Regions from separate parts of the Homo sapiens genome. Here region 2 is linked to region 1. A link is an interaction called in ENCODE POLR2A ChIA-PET data of the cell type or tissue named here. Cell type or tissue: PC-9. All regions are shown on one strand. Each heading gives the region's core, and the rest is flanking DNA. Links, peaks and the distances in the headings are about the cores only. Region 1 has its middle 46 kb from the start of POLD3. Region 2 holds the start of LOC124902715 (a long non-coding RNA gene).

Evidence for each region. Peaks named below come from ENCODE experiments on the same cell type or tissue, not always from the same donor. Only the 100,000 strongest peaks of a DNase experiment are listed, where the experiment ranks them.
Region 2: POLR2A ChIA-PET joins it to region 1 with 5 read pairs; 2 of 35 experiments call an interaction of 5 or more read pairs at or near these places.

The regions. Positions count from the first base shown.
Region 1 is chr11:74,540,357-74,552,960 of GRCh38, forward strand. No RefSeq gene overlaps it. Among named protein-coding and RNA genes, the nearest start is that of POLD3, 46 kb to the right of the region's middle. In PC-9, for the core only: no CTCF peak of the experiment used is centred there; DNase peaks (open chromatin) are centred at 3,855, 6,575 and 7,353.
Region 2 is chr11:74,792,077-74,800,076 of GRCh38, forward strand. The region is part of intron 2 of RNF169 (ring finger protein 169); the gene reads left to right. It overlaps LOC124902715 (a long non-coding RNA gene), which reads right to left and starts at 2,894. Exons shown (of 3, transcript XR_007062779.1): 1 at 2,764-2,894. In PC-9, for the core only: no CTCF peak of the experiment used is centred there; no DNase peak of the experiment used is centred there.

The sequences.
Region 1 (12,604 bases), core at 2,564-10,563:
GCTTATACCTTTATGTAAGGGGAATGGCTGCGCTTTAGTCAGGAATAGGCCAAGGCAGCCTTTTGGCACAGCATGACTCAAACAGGTTTGGAGCGCAGGCACACAACTCTGCACGTTATGTAGCCACACCACATGAGGCGCTTTAGGTAACCACTCACGTGTGCTCGTGCTTGACTGAGCCACTATTGTTTGTAAAAGGTATAACTACCCAGCTGACACTGTACATATGGCTTTTGCCCCTGGCTTGTGCCCACAGCTCACACCGAGGTTGGTGCCCAAGCTCGCTTGCATCCAGAGAGACAGAGAAAATGCTATGTGAAAACTTGCTATGATTCCTTGAGTGTTCTTTCAGCTGGCCACCACTTGTCCACTGACTCCCCTCAGACCTCAGTTAGAACATGACAATTGGCATCACGAACACAATCCCAGAGTGAGTGAGTCTTTGGTCCCCACTGAGTCCAGGTTGGCCATGTGACCGCAACATGGATGGTGGTACCCAGTGGCAGCTGTGCTGCTCAAATGGGCTCTAGTGGAAACCTGGGCAGTGGTAGATAGGCCCCCTGCGAGCATGGAGAAGGCGCTGAAGCATCTGGAAGCACAGAGCACTGAGAAGGGGTGAGCCTTTCCGACAGAGTCGAATGGGTGTTTTTGACTGCACTATGAGAGGTACACACCCAGTCCCTGAGGGATGCAGCAGAGGTAAGGGCCTCCCAGGTGCCAGAAGGCCTGGTTACGCAGCTCAGAAGTGTTAGAAGCTGCCATGAATAGGGACCTCCAGGCATAGGCGGAGTGCCTGGAGGCCTGGCCACAGAGCTTGGAAAAGGAATTAGAAGCTGCTGTGAATGCTATCCTGGGTCCGTCATCTTGGCCAGAGAGACTCCCACTTGGTCTGGGTTTGCACCATAAAGAAGGAGAAGATGCCCCACTCGCAGGGGGCCCCCCCATGGGAGGAAAGGGGGTCCCACTGAGTGACACGCTTACAGATGTGGGTAGATTTGATTTTGGCTGGGGTTGACTGAGAGAAAATTAATAAGCAGCCCAATGAAGTACTATTAACTTTGTGGAGACAGTTGTCTCCAGAGCAGCAATTCCAGAAAATGTCCAAGGGGAAGAAGGACACTGCTGCGTGACCTGGTCCCACCTGGGTGCTTCAGCTCAAAGACTATGTGCTGCAGCCAGACAGGGGTGTAAAGCCTTTTGTGTTTGATGAGGGAGCTGGCCGAGGTGCCCGGCTTGGGGGAACACCGGATGACAGGAGGCCACATGTGAAATTAGCAATTCACTGGTCCCCCACCAACGTACAGCAAGTGCTGGTGCTGGTAGACACCAGTGCAGATGTATTCTGCGGGTGGATGTTTTACACAGCTTGGCAGCTATGCCATCAATCGTGGATTTGATGGACTGTTTGATGATAGAACTGGAACCGTACCACTGTGTGGTGGACTTGGCTAATGCATTCTTTTCCAAAAAGCCAGGAACAGCTTACCTTCACGGGAAGGCGACTGTGGGCTTTCACAGTGCTGCCGGAGGGCTATATGCAGAGCCTCACCATATGTCATGGTCTTGTTAATGATATTATGCTAACCTCTGATTCTCTTGCAGATTTAGAAGTGGCAATGCTCCCCTTGCCTAGAATTAAGATGATGAGGCTGAGACAGCCTTTCTGGCAGCCAAGCAGGCTATTCAGCAGGCACAGGCCCTACTGGTAATTAACCAGGGGCACCTATTTAAACTTGATGTGCATGTGACCACAGATAGTTTTGTCTGGGCCTATAGCAGCACATGGAGAGCTTGAGAACGCCAGTAGGCTTTTCATCCCAACTATGGAAAGGAGTTGAGCTCCAGTATTCATTGATAGAGAAGTAGTCAGTAACTGCATATGCTGCCCGTCAGGTTTATGAGAGCATGGTAGGACAGGCTACAGTCATTGTGCAGACAACTTACCCAATAGCGGAATGAGTGTGTTCATGGATAACAACCCCCTGGATGGGGAAAGCAGTTAGTAACTGCATATGCTGCCCTTCGGGCTCATGAGAGCATGGCAGGATGGGGACGGGCTACAGTCGTTGTGTGGACAACTTACCCGAGAGCGGGATGGATGAGTTCATGGATAACAGCCTCCCAAACGGGGCGGTGCAGACATCCACTTTGGCAAAGTGGGGTGCCTACTTGGAGCAGTGGCGTACGCTGAGCACAAGTCCCTTAGCAGTAGAGTTGCAAGAGATCTTGGGACCTGTAGTCCTAATGCAAGACAAGGCCATGGGGCCTGAGGCACCTTTAGACCCTGAACCTTCACCATTTAAGGAAGGGCGTCCCCCTATTCCCAATGGGGTATGATACACAGATGGGTATGATACACAGATGGGTCCCCCCATACCCAGTGGGGTATGATACTGCTGCCTGGACCACTCTTGCGGTCCAACCTAGTACTGACACCATGTGATTTGAAACTGGATGTGGACAGAGTAGTCCATGGGCTGAACTTAGAGCAGTATGGATGGTGATCACCAAGGAGGTGACACCTGTGATAATCTTTACCAATAGCTGGGAGGTCTATCGAGGCTTAACCTTGTGGTTAACTACCTGGAAAATACAGAAGTGGCTAGTTGGCCAGTGAACCATATGGGGCTAAGCAATGTGGCAAGACCTCTGGGAAATGGGTCATCAGAAAGAGGTAACTATCATCTGTCAGGCCATATGCCTTTGGCCACCCCTGGCAATGATGAGACAGATGCTTTGGCCAAGGTCTGATGGTTAGAGACAGCACCTACTTGAGATGTGGCCTTGTGGCTACACTGGAAACTGGGGTTAAACTAATGCAACAGGTCAATAAGTGTTGGGGTCTGTCCCTGCCCATGCAAGATATTTGGGAGGCTTGTCAGAAATGCCCAGCATGTGCTCAGGCATACCCTAAATGGAGACCGCTACCCAGTGTTACACAGCAAGTAGTGATACAGCGAGTGCCCTTAACCAGGTAGCAAGTAGACAAGATCAGGCCCCGATGGATTTTGTGCCCCCTGGGAGTTTATGGGTCTGTGGTGACACAGGGTGTCCTTACCTACCAGTGGACTGGACTGAATATTGTACCTAGGGGTGGCCTTATGTACCTGCCACTGTTCTCCCCAGATGCCCATCCCAATAATGGGGAGGCACTACATTCTCAGTTTTTGCCAGTGCAACAAGCCCCCTGGTGGTTCTACCCCTTGGCAATGACTGTTCTTGGAGCGGGTGTCATAACTGTAGAAGCACAAGTTACTGCTCTTGCAGAGCACACCGCTTGGGCTCTGAATCACACCCAAGTGGCTCTCCTCCTGTTAACAGATGAGGTTGATCAGATCAGAAAGGTGGTGTTGCAAAACTGAATGGCCTTAGACTTAATGACTGCTGTCCAAGGAGGCACCTGTGCTCTTTTAGGAACACAGTGTGGTACCTTTATCCCTGACAATTGGCAGAACATAACAGCAGCCCTGCAAGGAGTCTCACGGGAGATTAAGGTAGTCAGGAGCCTTACTGACAACCCCCTGCAGGGTGGGCATCCCTGGGCTCTAGCCTATGCTGGGCCCTAATAGTCAAAAGTAGCATAGCTGGGATCCTAGTAGTGAGCTATTGCTCTCCGTGTGGTTGTTGTGGGTTATGGATTCAGGGCTCCAGTCTCTGGGCATGTGTCCCTGCCTGGAGGATGGCCTTGGCCTAGGGGGTGGAGTATAAGGGTCCAGTCTCTGGGCACTTGTCCCTTCCTGGAGGATGGCCTTGGCCTGGGGGTGGAGTATAAGGGTAATGGTTCTGCTTTAGTCAGGAATAGGCTGAAGTGGCCTTCCAGCACAGCATGACTCAGCAGGTTTGGAGCACAGGTGCACAACTCTGCACGTTATGTAACCATGCCATGTGAGGCACATTAGGTAACCAGGTGTGCTCTTGCTTGGCTCAGAGCCATTATTGTCTGTAAAAGGTGTAACTATCCAGCTGATGCTATACATACAGCTTGCGCCCACCACTTGTACCCATGGCTTGTGCCCAAGCTCACTTGTGCCCAGAGAGAAAAAGCCATGTCGAAAATCCCTATATGATTCCTTGAGTGTTCTTTCAGCTGCCCGCCACTGGTCCACCAACTCCCCTCAGACCTCAGTTAGAACATGACACTTTAAAATCATCCCTGGCCAGGTGTGGTGGCTCACGCCTGTGATCCCAACACTTTGGGAGGCTGAGGCAGGCAGATCACGAGGTCAAGAGGTGGATCACAAGGTCAAGAGATTGAGACCATCCTGGCCAACATGGTGAAACCGTGTCTCTACTAAAAATACAAAAATTAGCTGAGCATGGTGGCGCACACCTGTAGTCCCAGCTACTCGGGAGGATGAGGCAGGAAAATCGCTGAAACCCAGGAGGCAGAGGTTGCAGTGAGCTGAGATCGTGCCACTGCACTCCAGCCTAGTGACAGAGCTAGACTCCATCTCAAAGAAAAAAAAATCATCCCTTTGTGAAAAACAAAGCAAAACCCGAAAAAACGCATCCTTGAATTATCCTAATTGTGCTATTTTCTGTTGTGAGCCTGATCGGTACATTACCCTTTTCTTCTTCAAGCACTCTATTAGATATTCTTCAGAAATCTACATTAATGTATGAAATAAGATGGACATAGGTTCTAATACCTGTTCTGGAAGCTAATTATTGGGGAAAGTTCTTTAGCTTCTTTGAGCTTCAATTTCCTTATCTGTACTATGGATGTCTGATAGTTGTTGTAAGGATTAAATGAGATGATGTGTATAAAATGACTGGCATGTTATCTGCGGTAGACCCGAATATGCTGCACTATATCCCTCTTCAAGGAGGACTAGTTGCCCTAATTGATGAGGGTGTTGCCAGCAGACAAATTCTAGCTGTCATCTCCTTTAGGATTTGCCCTAGTTGCTTAGCGAGCTGCTTTACCCAAGGCCTTGCCGTTCTTGGAGCAGCTCATGTGAGGTGACTGAGCAAGGCATGGGTATAAAAGTTTGGCCATTTTGGCCCACCATGGGAAACACTGATGGGTTATGTATGTTCCAGAGGTCCCCATGGATTGGCTGAAGCTTTGTCAGACCTATATAGCTTTCAGGCTTTCCCTCTGTTCAGTGTTTCTTCCTTCTAAGGAATTGGTGCCAGGAATGACCCAAAAATGCAGGTGGTAAGATGGGATTTTAAACCTGGATCACTCACCACCTTGTTGGCCATAAGGAACTCATCACTGGTGATAGAAGGAGCAGAGACAACACCTGGCACAAGGTTGTTAAAACTCTTACCAGTGGCTGGGTGCGGTGGTTCACACTTGTAATCCCAGCACTTTGGGAGGCCTAGGCAGGTGGTTCACCTGAGGTCACAAGTTTGAGACCAGCCTGGCCAACATGGTGAAATCCTTTCTCTACTAAAAATACAAAAACTAACTGGGCGTGCTGGTGGTGCATGCCTGTAATCCCAGCTACTCAGGGGGCTGAGGCAGGAGAATCGCTTGAACCCAGGAGGCAGAAGTTGCAGTGAGCTGAGATCACGCGACTGCACTCCAGCCTGGGCAGCAGAGTGACGCTCCGTCTCAAAAGAAAAAAAACCAAAAACCTCTTACCCGTGATGAATTAGGGTTTTTTTAGACATGGAGGGGAATTCACTAGCTGGTTCAATGTATTCAGCATTTGGGAGGTATAGGAGAAACTAACTGTTTCTATTATGGAAATCGAGTGACTATAATGGAATTGAGTGACTATTGCTAAATTCATGGATATGTTAGAAAAAGACAATAAAAAGCTGCAGGCATTTAACAGGCAATGAAAGCCAAATGTGAAAGCTTACAAAGAGGCTTTCAATTCCTACAGCAAGAAGGCAGAAAAAGCTGAAGACCTGAGCTGGGAATTAATACAGCCATCAAGCTCCAGAGAAAATTAAATGACCACGATAGGTCCAATACGCTAAGGTTAGTAGAACTCTGGCACTTAGGATGGGGACATGTGGGTATATTTTGAACTCCCAGACTCCTCTAAATCCTCTGAGCATTCAGAAGTTGTGCCCTTCTCCTCTTAAGAGCTAGCACCCCCACCTCCCTCGCTTGTTTGAAGGCAATGCAGAGAACTCAGACCCTCAAGATAAAATGTGCCTCCCTCATGTTGTGCCAAACCCCTATCAACTCCAGTGGGGATGGCACCAGGTTCAAGAGGCCAAAAAAGAGACCCAGAGCCAGCAAATGAGACATGGGGTTTTACTGGGGGCTTACATACAGGGGAGAGTCCAGCAGCGGCGGGCTGGACAAGAGAACAGGTCCAGTGGTGGTGAACAGGTCCAGTGGTGGTAGGCTGGGCGGGAGAATTGCAGCCGCTTGCAAAAGGCCTGCAGTTTCTATAGCATGTTCACTTAGTACCCTCCCCCTAACAACCTCCACCTGACAACCTTCATTTAACCCTAAACCCAATGCTTTGATCCCCTGTACAGCCCGTGTTCCACGGGATGCGCCAGAGGCTCAAATGTTCCTCATTGACAAGAAACGAGTCTGTGGTTTGGCCACTTCCCAATTCCCTAGCTCAGAACACACATTCAGGTGTGTTTGCCATACAGGGTCATTCTCAGGGTAAGCTTAAGTTATTGCTGTCAGGTGTTCTTACCATACACCTCTGGATCTGCCCCACCTCTGTTGCTAACCACAAGGACTACAACTAGAGTTAAGTCATGGGCCGGGCCACAGTGGCTCATGCCCATAATCCCAGAGCTTTGGGAGGCAGAGGCAGGAGAATTGCTTGAGGCCAGGGGTTTGAGACCAGCCTGCACAACATAATGAGACCTTCATCTCTGCAAAAAAAATAATAAATAAATAAAATAAAATAAAATTACCTGAGCATGGTGATGCACCTCTGTAGCCCTAACTACTTGAGAGGCTGAGGTGGAAGGATCCCTTGAGCCGTGGAGTTTGAGGCTGCAGTGAGCTATTATTGCACCACTGCACTCCAGCCTGTGTGACAGAGAAAGACCTGATCTCTTTAAAAACAAACAAACAAAAAACCCAGAAATTTATTCTCACACGGTTCTGTTGGTCAGAAATCTGAAATCATTTTCACTCAGCCAAAATTAAGGTGTCAGGCCAAGGTCATATGTAATGCGTGTGATTACATTTAGGGCCCACCCAGGATAATCTCCTCACTGCAAGATCCTTAACTTAATTACACCTGCAAAGACACTGTTTCCATATAAAATAACATTTACAGGTTTCAAGGATTGGGATCTAACATCTTTAGCGGCTACTAGTCAACCTACTACAGGGGCAAATCTGGGTTTTCTCTCTTGTCTCAACAAGGAAGTGTGGTCTTTGGAAAGGAGTAAGGAGACAGAGACTTTGTTTGCACAGTGACACAATGAAGAAGTTGTGTTTTGGGTGGTAGGTATTTACTTATTTATTTATTTAGAAATAGAGTTTCACAGCCTGGCGCGGTGGTTCACGCCTGTAATCCCAGCACTTTGGGAGGCCAACGTGGGTGGATCAGGAGGTCAGGAAATTGAGACCATCCTGGTTAACACGGTGAAACCCTATCTCTACTAAAAATGCAAAAAATTAGCCGGGTGTGGTGGCGGGTGCCTGTAGTCCCAGCTACTCGGAAGGCTGAGGCAGGAGAATGGTGTGAACCTGGGAGGCGGCGCTTGCAGTGAGCCGAGATGGTGCCACTGCACTCCAGCCTGGGTGACAGAGCGAGACTCCGTCTCAAAACAAAACAAAAAAACGAAATGGAGTTTCACTCTTTCACCCAGGCTGGAGTGAAGTCATGCCATCTCAGCTCACTGCAACTTCTGCCTCCTGGGTTCAAGTGATTCTTATGCCTCAGCCTCCCAAGTAGCTGGGATTACAAGTATGCACCACCATGCCTGGCTAATTTTTGTATTTTTAGTAGGGACGGGGTTTCTCTATGTTGGCCAGGCTGGTCTTGAACTTCTGACCTCAGGTGATCTGCCCGCCTCAGCCTCCCAAAGTGCTGGGATTACAGGCGTGAGCCACCACACCCGACCAGTAGTTAATATTTTAAAAGAAGATTTGGTTTGTCATGTGATGTTTCATTCTGCAGGAGCTGAAGGACGCAAGAGTCTCCAAATGATGTGTAGCTTTTCAAAGATCTCGTGCTTCCTCTTCCATGATGAGGGAGTTCTACAAGGAGGTAGAAGTTTAAAGAGACCAAGAAAATGGTTAGGGAGAAGAGGGAGGGAGACCAAAGAGAGGCAGAGAGAGAGAAAATGCAATTGGTCAAATGTTTCCTGGGACTGATCTGCATTCACACACCCTCCCAGTTGATCTAGGCATTGTGTTTATTCTTCCCAGGTGATGGAGAGGTGTTCCTGCGGGTGACTGTAATTACAGGCTATAGGAGGTGGGGTACAGATAGTCAGAGATTGTTAAAATCAGCTCTGTCCATTCAGCAGAGAGGATAGTTCACACATGCTAATATTTCATGCACCAGAGACTTCACTAGATGCTGGTGCTTAAGCTAGGCTGTGTAGGCTGAGAAGTATTCAGACAAGTTATGAGAAGAGTGTTCAGGCAGGGCCAGTGGCAGAGGTAAGGAAAATCAGCCAGGCGCGGTGGCTCACACCTGTAATCACAACACTTTGGGAGGCCTGAGGTCAGGAGTTCGAGACCAGCCTGGCCAACATGGCAAAACCGTCTTTACTAAAAATACAAAAATTAGCCAGGCACCGTGGGGGGGCGCCTGTAATCCCAGCTACTTGGGAGGCTGAGGCAGGGGAATTGCTTGAGCCCTGGAGGCAGAGGTTGCAGTGAGCTGAGAACACACCACTGCACTCCAGCCTGGGCTACAGAGTGAGACTCCGTTTCAAAAAAGAAGTAAGGAATCTCAGAGGTACTAGGACTCTTGGAGAAAGACATTTCTAGAGCATAGCACTAGTGGGGGGCAGTGGATTAATCTACCCTTTCAGCCTGATAATCTAGCCCCAAGCACTATTAGACACATTACTTAAGGAAGCAGTTAATAACTTCACACAGCATTTCAACTTGGTGGGTCAGTCCTAAGTGTGAATTTTGTTTTTCTTCACTGACTCTAACACAGTTATTGTCTTTTTGGTCCAATATTATCAAATTTCATTACCTTGTTAATCGCCAGATTTTTTTTTTCATTTTTAAATAAGTGAAGCATATGTGGAATTCTAAAGAACTCAGCTCATTTATTTCCTTTGAAAAATCTTATTCCTGCACCAATAAACATCATTATAATGCACCCAGCCAATTTCATTTCAGAACAAGTTGGTACATTACTCAAGTATTGATCACTTGCTTTGTCATCTTATCAGTTAATTATTGTTATGGTTACAAGTTCCTCAGACTTGAGGCTTGGTGATATTTTCTCTTTCTTCTGGATCAGCACATGGAGTACAGCACACAGCCCATAATAGGCCATTAATAAGTGTTAATTGATATTTCATACCTGAGTTGGGCCAAAGCATCAAATTCTTTATGTCAAGGTACAGTTTTAACCTAAATGTAATAATAATAGTATAATAAGCCTTAACTTTAGCCTCAAAGTCATTAAAAATCTAACTTTTTGGAACACTCATTTTTAGCTTATTATCTTTTTTTGTAACAAATGCCATTGTCAGAGGAGTGTGAACCAGAGCAACTCCATCTTAAATAGGGGCTGGGTAAAATAAAGCTGAAGCCTACTGGGCTGCATTCCCAGACTGTTAGGCATTCTAAGTCACAGAATGAGATAGGAGGTCGGCACAAAATACAGGTCATAAAGACCTTGCTAATAAAACGGGTTGCCAGTAAAGAAGCCAGCCAAAACCCATGAAAACCAAGATGGCGACAAGAGTAACCTCTGGTCGTCCTCACTGCTACACTCCCAACAGCGCTGTCACAGTTTATAAATGCCATTGGCAACGTCAAGAAGTTACCCTATATGGTCTAAAAAGGGAAGGTATGAATAATCCACTCCTTGTTTAGCATATAAGCAAAAAATAACCATAAAAATGGACAACCAGCAGCCCTTGGGGCTTCTCTGTCTATAAAGTAGCCATTCGTTATTCCTTTACTTTCCTAGTAAACTTGCTTTTACTTTATAAACTCACCCTGAATTATTTCTTGCTTGAGATCCAAGAACCCTCTCTTGGGGTCTGGATTGGGACCCCTTCCCTGTAACACAATGACTCATTTTGTTTATAATATAGGCAAAATTATAGAATGCTGGAATTGTGAGGAATTTTAGGGATAATCTAGCCTAAAGCTCTCATTTTATACCACGGGAAACTGAGGACCAAAGACATAAAGTAAAAGTTGGGTGTGGTGGGTCAGATCTATAATCTGGGCTTGAGGCCACGAGACCAGCCTAGGCAAGAGAACCTGTCTCTTGAAGAATTTTTTTTTTAATTTTAATTAGCCAGACCTGGTAGCATGACTGCAGTGCCAGCTACTTGGGAGGCTGAGGTAGGGGGATCACTTGAGATCAGTAGATCGAGGCTGCAGTGAGCTGCGATCATGCCACTGCACTCCAGCCTGGGCGACAGAGGAGACTCTGACTCAAAAAAAAAGAAGTGACGTGCCCAGGGTCATACAATGGGGATCTGAGCTGGAGGAAGGGGCAGGTCAGCTGAGCAGCTGACCAAGACCCCAGTTTATAACAGATGCCAAAACATCCCTGGGTACCAAAGTATTGCTAGAAATTTAACAAGGTGGGCAAAATTGTGTATATCAGAACTCTTCTGGGACAGAGTACTCTAGTTGTTGTAAGGAATACTGTGATGAATAATGAAAGATGAGAATGAACAACAATGAATGTTCACTCAGCAGTTTCCTAAGGAGATGGGGTTGGACAAACAAACGGCTTTTGTTTTGCAGAATGGAGTATGCAAGTTTGAGTCCAGGCTGAATTGCCCTGGAAAATAAAGGTGAGGGTTAGTACTGCTACCTCTGGTGCTCCTTCCAGCCCTTCCCCTTCATGGCACTCAGCTGTCCTCTAACTCATGGTTGAACAACAGTTAAAGAAAGCTGATTTGATGTAAGTGTGCTAGTGTCTCTTAGCTACACCTTTTATAGCTGAGCCTAAACTCTGAGAAGCTGGGGCTAGGACTTGTAAACCACACTTTGCCTTTGCCAGCCTTGCCCCGTTAGACTCTGCTGTAAAGGGCCCTAGAGAAAGCTGGAACACTGGCGGAGGGAGAGGGAATCTGTTGCTTCTGTTTGCCTCCTGTCGTGTCAGCAACCCCCAGCAAAGGCCATTCACCTTGACAACAGCAGTTGGTGCCAGTTTCCAGATTTAGGAAGGCTCTCTGAGAACATGCCCAGATGCAAAGCTTCTAGGTTTTGACAACCCTATCCTCTTCCCTTTATTCCCCCACCCCTGGGGGGAGGTAGCTGCTTATAGTAATTCTCTCTGTTATCTCCTTACTCTCTTTTTTCAGTCCTCTAGTGCCTATTTAACTAATTCCCTATATTACATTCTCTCTGTTAAAGTGTCTGGTGTGAATTCTGTTTCTGAAGGGACTCAACTGCTGAAAGGTGCCATTAACTTGCTCAGGGTTCCTCCAAGTCAATCCAATCCTAAATGGGAATAATAATAGCTATCATTTATTTGAGGACCTACTATGTGCTCAGCACTTAAATAAATTCTGTCATTTAATCCTCAAAACAACTCTGGGGTGTATTACACCTATTTTAACAGATGACAAACAGGCTCAGAGAGGTTTAAATAGGTTATTTATAGTTACCAAGCTTGTTAGTGATAGAGTGGGAATTCAAACTTGCATTTTTCTGACTGCCAAACCTATGCTATTTTTTAGTTTAATTTTTAAATATACTTTCTGATATGGTTTGGCTGTGTCCCCCTCCAAATCTCACCTTGACTTGTAATAGTCTCCACATATCAAAGGTGGGGCCAGGTGGAGATAATTTAATCATGGGGGCGGTTTCTCCCATACTGTTCTTGTGGTAGTAAGTGTCCCAAGATCTGGTGGTTTCATAAATGGGAGTTCCCCTGCACAAGCCCTCTTGCCTGCCGCCATGTTAGACGGGTCTTTGCTCCTCCTTTGCCATCCGCTGTGATTATGAGGCCTCCCCAGCCATGTGAAACTGAGTCCGTTAAACCTCTTTTTCTTTATAAATTACCCAGTCTCCAGTATGTCTTTATTAGCAACATGAGAACAGACCAATACACTTTTTTTATTAGAAGAGTATTTTATATTCTTTATAATAAGTTGAACAATAAAAAGTTAACATATAAAATACATGTTAATTTCTCCCTTCTTCCCTGTAATACCTTCACCACTCCCGTATCACCATTCCCCAGCCCACGCCCCAGTTAACCAGTATTAACACCATATTGTGTAACTTGTCACACTTTTTTTCACTAATACAAAAATATAAGCATACAAAGGCCTTATTTTTCCTTAATTTAATTTAATTTATTTTATTTCTTTTAGAGACCAGGTCTTGCTATGTTCCCAGGCTGGCTTCAAACTCCCAGGCTCAAGGGATCCTTCTACCTTAGCCTTCCCAACAGCAGAAACTACAGGCATGCAACACCACACCTGGCTGTTTTCTCTTTCGTAAAACAAAAACAAGGGCGTGCAATATACATTACTGTGCAACCTGCTTTTT
Region 2 (8,000 bases), core at 1-8,000, 250 kb after region 1:
TGATCTTTGCTTGTAAATGAGGGTGTCAGATGTTGACCTGAATCTTCGTGCTTCATTTATATTGGCATTGTGAGGTTTTTGTCTCTTTTAAAACTACTTACAAAGTTTTTTTTTCTGTTGAAAAATTATTTTCAGGGACCACATAAAAAGAACAGGTTCTTAAATAAAATTTCAGAATGTACACATACAATATTTACTTCTAATAGATCTTTTTAGACATTTTGAAAATGTGGAAATTTTGAAGCTATCAGCTGGAAGGTAATCTTAGAGAAAACAAGGAGTAGGAGGTAGAAAAAGGAGGTGAAGCAAAAGACATAGTAAGAGTAGGGTTTCTTTTTTTTTTGAAACGGAGTCTTGCTCTGTTGCCCAGGCTGGAGTGCAGCGGTGCAGTCTTGGCTCACCACAACCTCTGCCTCCTAGGTTCAAGTGATTCTCCTGCCTCAGCCTCCCAAGTAGCTGGGACTACAGGCGTGTGCCACCATGCCCAGCTAAATTTTGTATTTGTGAGTAGAGAGGGGGTTTCATTATGTTGGCCAGGCTGGTCTCGAACTCCTGACTTCGTGATTCACCTGCCTCTGCCTCCCAAAGTGCTGGGATTACAGGTGTGAGCCACCATGCCTGGCAAGAGTAGGGGTTTTTATAAACCTTGGGAGAGAGAAGGAAACCTTGAGGAACTGTCATTTGTGTTCCTGTTAGAGGAGAGGTATGGGACAGTGGTTTTAAAAGGGGCTGATGCCATAATGTTTTTGAGTGAAGCTAGGATAATCTCATTGTGTATAAACTGGATTGGATTTGAGAAACACTCATCTATATCATTTGGCTTAAATAAAAGTTAGCTACCGGTCCATCTCACCCACCCCAAGTACCCAAGTTATCCTACATCCATTGTACAACCTGGAAAATGGAAGTCTAAGCCATAACATTAAAAGGCACTAGTATGGCATATCCATACAATGGCATACTATTCAGCAATAAAAAGGAGTGAACCACTGATACATGCTACCACATGGGTGAACCTCAAAAAGATGGTAAGTGAAAGAAGCCAGATCTAAGAGATTATATGTTGTGATTCCATTTATAGAAAATGGCCAGAATAGACAAATAGTAGTGACAGATAGTAGATTAGTGGTCGATTGGGATAGGGTATGGGAACAGGGATTAGCAGTAAATGGGAATGAAGGATTTTATTGAAGTGATATAGTGATTTCTAAAACAGATCTCAGTAGATCTTCAAAAGTTTCTACTGAGCAAAGGAAGATAAGTGGAAATTAATTCTACACAACTCATTATTACTAATTTGATGTGTGATATGCTACTAATATACTTTTCACTTAGTATACTCTATTACTTTAAGTGACAGTAAAAACCTCTATAAAGGCTGTAAAAAGTTAACAAGAATTTTTATTCCTCTAATTCTAGTTCTTTTAAAAGGTATTACTTTATTTAAAAATCCTAGATTCTATTACCTGTGGGAGATTTGGGAACACACCAGGCTGGGGTAAGGGACTACTGTAGAACAGTACTGAACCAAGACTGAGGGGCCTACTAAGGACAGGGAGCTGTGTTCTTAACATCCTTTCTAGCCAGAGGCTTTTGAGTTGGTATGCTTACTGAGGTCACTATGAGTTTCTAAATTTTATCATTCTGTGAATAAGCTTATATTTCTAAATATATTTAGATTTTTTTCTTTCTGCATGTGTTGTAGTTAGTTGTCTTTTTTTAACATAAGAAAAATAACGCAAAAATGATTAGAGCAAAATATGAAAGTCCCTTTTTACCTTTCTTCCCACTGTCCTTCCCAGAAGTACCTAGAATCAATAGTTTAGTGTTTATCTTAGACCCCTTATATGCTTACTTATGCATGCAGACACATACATAAACACTTTAGTCTTCTGTATAAATGAGATCATGATATATATATATTCATTGGTTAATGAAATATTTATTGTGCCCCTAGTATGTGCTAGGCACTGGGGATATCACAGACTCCTCTAGCTACTAGGGAGGCTGGAAAGCATAGTGTTTTAGCTAGGAACATTAACTTTCTAAGTAAAATCAGGGTTCTCTTAGTAAGGAAGGAGAAAATGGATATTGGATTGGCAACTAGCTGCCTCTGTCTCCTGGGACAACAATGGCAATAAGACTAGTTAGGACACTTTGAGAGTAAGCAATATGTTGGGTTTAATTGGGCTTGGGATTTTGTCAGAAGTGTGATGGAGAGATGCAGTAGATGCACTTGGAGGTGTATACAAGGAAGTTGTTACAGTTTTGGATGATGGATCTAGGTTAAGGGGAAAATTGAGGACATGAAGGATGTGATAGTGAAAGAGTTAGTTGTAGGGTCAATGGATCGGAAACTTTGATGGTGAAAATTGTAAAAGTAGGATTGCTAGCATATATAAATAAAGCTGGAAAGCTAGGAAGTGGTGGTCTCAATATAAAAGGCTTAAATGTGAGCCTTGGGAGATAGTTTAGTTATGGATATCACAAAGTTTAGGGTATGACCATGGAGTAGATAGCTGAAATAGGATGGAGAAAAAGATGTATTTAAGGAGGAGGTGAAGGAACTGAGAGAGTATGCCAATATTGAGACCTTCAGGAATGATCACTGGAGTAGTTGGAGAGAAATTAAAATTTAAGTGCCAAGTTTTTCTGTGAATGAAGGAGAGTGACAGAGAGGGGTCATGAGTGTTATAGTCTAAGGCTAAATACTTCAGAGAAGCTAGGTTGTTTGTTTGAAGAGAGATATTCTCTCTCTCTTACCCAGCCTGGAGTGCAGTGTTGGAATCGTAGCTCATTGCACTCTTGGATCCTGGGCTCTTAAGTGATCCACTTGCCTCAGCTTCCTGAGTAGCTGAAAGTATAGGAGCACACCACCATGACTGGATACTTGAAAAGTTTTTATTTCTGTAGAGATGAGGGTCTTGCTGTGTTGTCCAGGCTGGTCTTGAACTGCTGGGCTCAAACAATCCTCCTGCCTCTTCCTCCCAAAGTGTCAGGATAACAGGTGTGAGCCACCACGCTTGGCCGGAAGGAAGGATTTTTGAGAAATAATACAATCTATTTGGTGACTTCCTTTTTCCACTGAACAGCATATTTTTTTGGGTGGGGGGGTGGTGTGTATGTTTTTAATGTAGATACTCTTTTTTTTTTTTTTTTTTGAGACAGGGTCTCACTCTATCACCCAGGCCGGAGTGCAGTAGTGTGATCTCAGCTCACTGTAGCCTTTGTCTCCTGGGCTCAAGTGATCCTCCCACCTTAGCCTCCCAAGTAGCTGAGATTACAGGCACATGCCACCATGCCCAGTGTGTTGCCCAGGCTGGACTTGAACCTCTGGGCTCAAGCAATCCTCCCTCCTGGGCCTCCTAAAGTGTTGGGATTACAGGCCCAGCCCGTTTCCCCCAGTTTTAAAGGAATGCTGTGCTGAGCACCCACAAACATATGTGGGCAAATACAATCCCTTCAGTTAAATTCTTAGAAGTGAAAGTGGGAAATGGTAAGAGGCTGGGCACATTGGCTCATGGCCATAATCCCAACACTTTGGGAGACTGAGGCAGGAGGATCTCTTGAGCCCAGGAGTTTGAGACCAGCCTGAGCAATATAGTGAGACCCTATCTCTACAAAAAATAAATTAGTTGGACATGGTGGCACATGCCTGTAGTCCTAGCTACTCGGGAGGCTGAGGCAGGAGGATTGCTTGAGCCCAGGAGGTCGAGACTGAAGTGAGCTGTGATTGCATCACTGCACTCCATCCTGGGTGACAGAGTAAGACTCTTGTCTCAAAAAAAATAAAAAATAAAGCAGACATGGTTTTGTTGGATGTTAACAAATTGCCTTTTAAAAAGACTTTTTCAACTTACTCTCTCGACAACAGTATAGAGTCCATTTTCCTCAAATCCTTGCCAAACCTTTTTCATTGTTTTGATATTTTACTATCTGCTAGATTAAAATATCTCATTGTTTTAATTTACATTTCCTTGATTACTACAGAGCAGTAGCATTTATGTTAATCGACCATTTGTATGTTTTCCGTGATTTCTTGTTTATAAGACTTAAATCTGAAAACCAGTTCTATCTTTTGGGTATTTGTGATCTTGATTGCTAATGGCATGCTTTTTTGTTGTTGTTTTTCCATTCTATTATATATTTATTCTATTAAAAGTTTTCTGACATTTTATGGTGTTTTTAAATGGAAGGAGAGTATTAACACATGCTCAGTCCTTCATCTGGATATACATCTTAATGGAAAGGATTTTGTAGTATTGGTTCTTGTTATGTAAGGATGTGCAGTTAATGCATGTTGAAATGAAAAAATTCTAGGAAGATATTACTTCAGTATTGATATCTTTTAATGTTTTCAGTTTATATAAGACTTAGCCATCTTTGTCTTTTGAAATAGATTTATCTCTAAAAAATGTTATTTATTGGTTGAATTAAGCTTATTATATACACCATTATTTCTTCTGCTTTGCTTGTTAGATGCTTAACTTTGACTTCATGGTTCAATAATAGTTGCTTTGTTTTGATTTGGGAAACACATAATCCAGGATGGTCTTGTCTTCTTTGAATCATTGGACTCTGAAAGACTGAAGGTGGGGGAAAAGATTGAAGGTGGGGGAAAAGCAGCCTTGCTTCTAGACTATTCATTTTCCTGGTTTTTACATTGGGAAAGGTGAACTGCTTTCAGTTATTCTGTGGAGCATATGAGTGGCTTAGGCTTTCTTTGGATTGGTTTCTCGACCTATCCATTTTCTTTTTTTCTTCCTCCGTTCTGGTTCTCTTTTTAAAAAAGTAAATGAGGTCTTGCTATGTTGTCCAGGCTGGAATGCGTTGGCTATTCACAGGTGTACACTACAGACTGAAACTCTTGGCCTCAAGTAATCTTCCTGCCTCAGCTGGCTGAGTAGGTGGGGCTACAGGCACGTACCACCTTCCCTGGCCTTCTGGTTCATTTTCAAGGGGTATTTTCTCCCCATTGTGGGCTGAATTATTCAAGTAGTAAGCATGCAGTTTTTTAGTCCTTAGCCAGAGAACAGACTAGTCAGATATAGTCAATGGGTTACTGAAGTGATTAGTAGCTCTATAAGGCAGTCATTAACTTGTGAAGGGATATTTTAAAGGTAAGTAAACTTTTAGGACCTAATTATCTTCGAAATTACATTTTAAAGTTTCCTTTTATTAACTTACTGCCTTGAACTGTAAAATATTAATATAAAGTACTTTATTAAAATGAACATTGCACTTAAATCCATTTGGCTGTGTAGTGTATCATGAACTGAATGTTGAGCTGGCCTTTTTCTTATTTTTATTTATTTATTTAAAAAGTAGCTTTATTTATCTAGAAAGTTTAAAATATGTTGTTATACCACAGAACAAGCAGATTATTTTTAAAAGCTTTTTCTTATTCGATTATAAATCTTTCAAGATAGATCTGTTTGTTTTAGTCTCTTTAACTCCACTGTGTCTAATATAATATCTTGCACATAGCTCTTCACCAAGTACTTATCTAATTGAATTTCTAATCATCTAGTTTCACAGCCCCTTCTCTTATTAGAAATGACTTGTGAAGGATGTATATATGGCTGGTTCATGATACAGCTAGATATATTTTATGATTTCTGGGGATTTGGCTGGGCACAGTGGCTCACATCCCAGCACTTTCGGAGGCTGAGGTAGAAGGATCATTTGAACCCAGGAGTTCGAGACCAGCCTGGGCAATATAGTGTGTTGTGGGAAGTCAGGGACCCCAAACGGAGGGACCGGCTGAAGCCATGGCAGAAGAACATGGATTGTGAAGATTTTACGGACATTTATTAGTTCCCCAAATTAATACTTTTATAATTTCTTATGCCTGTCTTTACTGCAATCTCTAAACATAAGTTTCGAAGATTTCATGGACACTTATCACTTCCCCAGTCAATACCCTTGTGATTTCCCATGCCTGTCTTTACTTTAATCTCTTAATCCTGTCAGCCGAGGAGGATGTATGTCGCCTCAGGACCATGTAATAATTGCATTAACTGCACAAGTTGTAGAGCATGTGTGTTTAAACAATATGAAATCTGGGCACCCTAAAAAAAGAACAAGATAACAGCAATGTTTAGGAAACGAGAGATAACCTTAAACTCTGACCACTGGTGAGCCGGGTGGAACAGAGTCATATTTCTCTTCTTTCAAAAGCAAATGGGAAAAATATCGCTGAATTCTTTTTCTCAGCACGGAACATCCCTGAGAAAGAGAATACCCACCTGGGAGTGGGTCTCTGAACTGGCCCCCCTGGGCGTGGTCATCTCTTATAGTCGAGACTGCAGAGATGCAATAGACTTCAGTCTCCCATAGCGCTCCCAGGCTTATTAGGAAGAGGAAATTCCCACCTAATAAATTTTGATCAGACCGGTTGATCTCAAAACCCTGTCTCCTGATAAGATGTTATCAATGACAGTGGTACCCGAAACTTCATTAGCAATTTTAATTTCGCCTCGGTCCTGTGGTCCTATAATCTCACCCTGCCTCCACTTGCCTTGTGATATTCTATTACCCTGTTAAGTACTTGATGTCTGTCACCCACACCTATTCACACACTCCCTCCCCTTTTGAAAATCTCTAATAAAAACTTGCTGGTTTTTGCGGCTTGGGCATCACGGAACCTACTGACATGTGATGTTTCCCCTGGATGCCCATCTTTAAAATTTCTCTCTTTTGTACTCTGTCCCTTTATTTCTCAAGCTGGCCGATGCTTAAGGAAAATGGAAAAGAACCTACATGAATATCGGGACAGATTCCCTGATAGTAGTGAGACCTCGTCACTACAAAAAATTTTTTAAAAAATTAGCCGGGCATGGTCGTGCATGCTTGTGGTTTCAGCTACTCAGGAGGCTGAGCTGGGGAGATTGCTTGAGCCTGGAAGGTTGAGGCTGCAGTGAGTCGTGATTGCATCCCTGCCCTCCCACCTTAGCAACAGAGCAAGACCCCGTCTCAAAAAAAGAAAAAAAAAAAAAGATTTCCAGTGGTTTTTTTTTTTTGCTACACTATTGCTATTTTTTCTTCTTTCTTTTGAAATGTTATATAATTGAAGAAATGCCCACTTTTAGCATGTGCTAGCATATCTCTTTCTAGAACCAGAAAATAAGTATAGAATCTCATAGTATATCTTTAAGATATACAGGTAACAGGTGTGGTATTAAGGAGAAGGAAAAATTCTCAATAGAATGTTTAAATTTTAACTACATGAGGGAAGAACAGTTAATTTATAGGATGTTCAGAATCCAAGAACATTAGATATGGTTGTTGTCTCCTTTTGCTATTTATAACTACCCAGATGTGGAGAAACAGTTTTATCAAATAATGTGCTTTTCAAAGAAAAGAACACACTTGGAGCATTCAAAACACGATCAAATTCAATTAGAATAGCAGGTTACTCAGGTTATTTCTGCAGTGTGCTGTTTTTCCTCGTCTTATTGTTTAGGGTCAGGATCAGTAGTTATAAGGTTACTATATTAGTATAATTATTTTTATGGTTTAAGTATTAATAAAATCACTTAACTACTACTTGGAAGCCAAATTAAGGAATTTTCCAGAAGCTGTTACAACTGTTGTCTCTAGTATAAAATAAAATATTTTGTTAAAATATGTAATGAGTGAAGCTTTTAATAAATTAGAATAGCTTTATTTTTTTCTGCTTATGAACATAAGCAGAATTGTGCATTTCTGTTAATTGGGAAAAAACCTTCAGGTTATCAAAAAGTTTTAAAGCAGAAAGGGAAAATCGCCAGTAATCCTGCCACTTAATAAACATGTTTAAATGTTTATCAAAAATTTAAGCTTAAGACTTTTTAAAAAATAGATTTTAGATCACATTATGCATGCCACTTTTACTGCCCTTTTAAAATTTAGCATCTCGTATGAAGTTTTCCATATTAATATAGATCTATGTCAACATTTTTAATGGCTATATAGAATTATAGAAAATATTGTAATATATCACATATATGCCAATATTT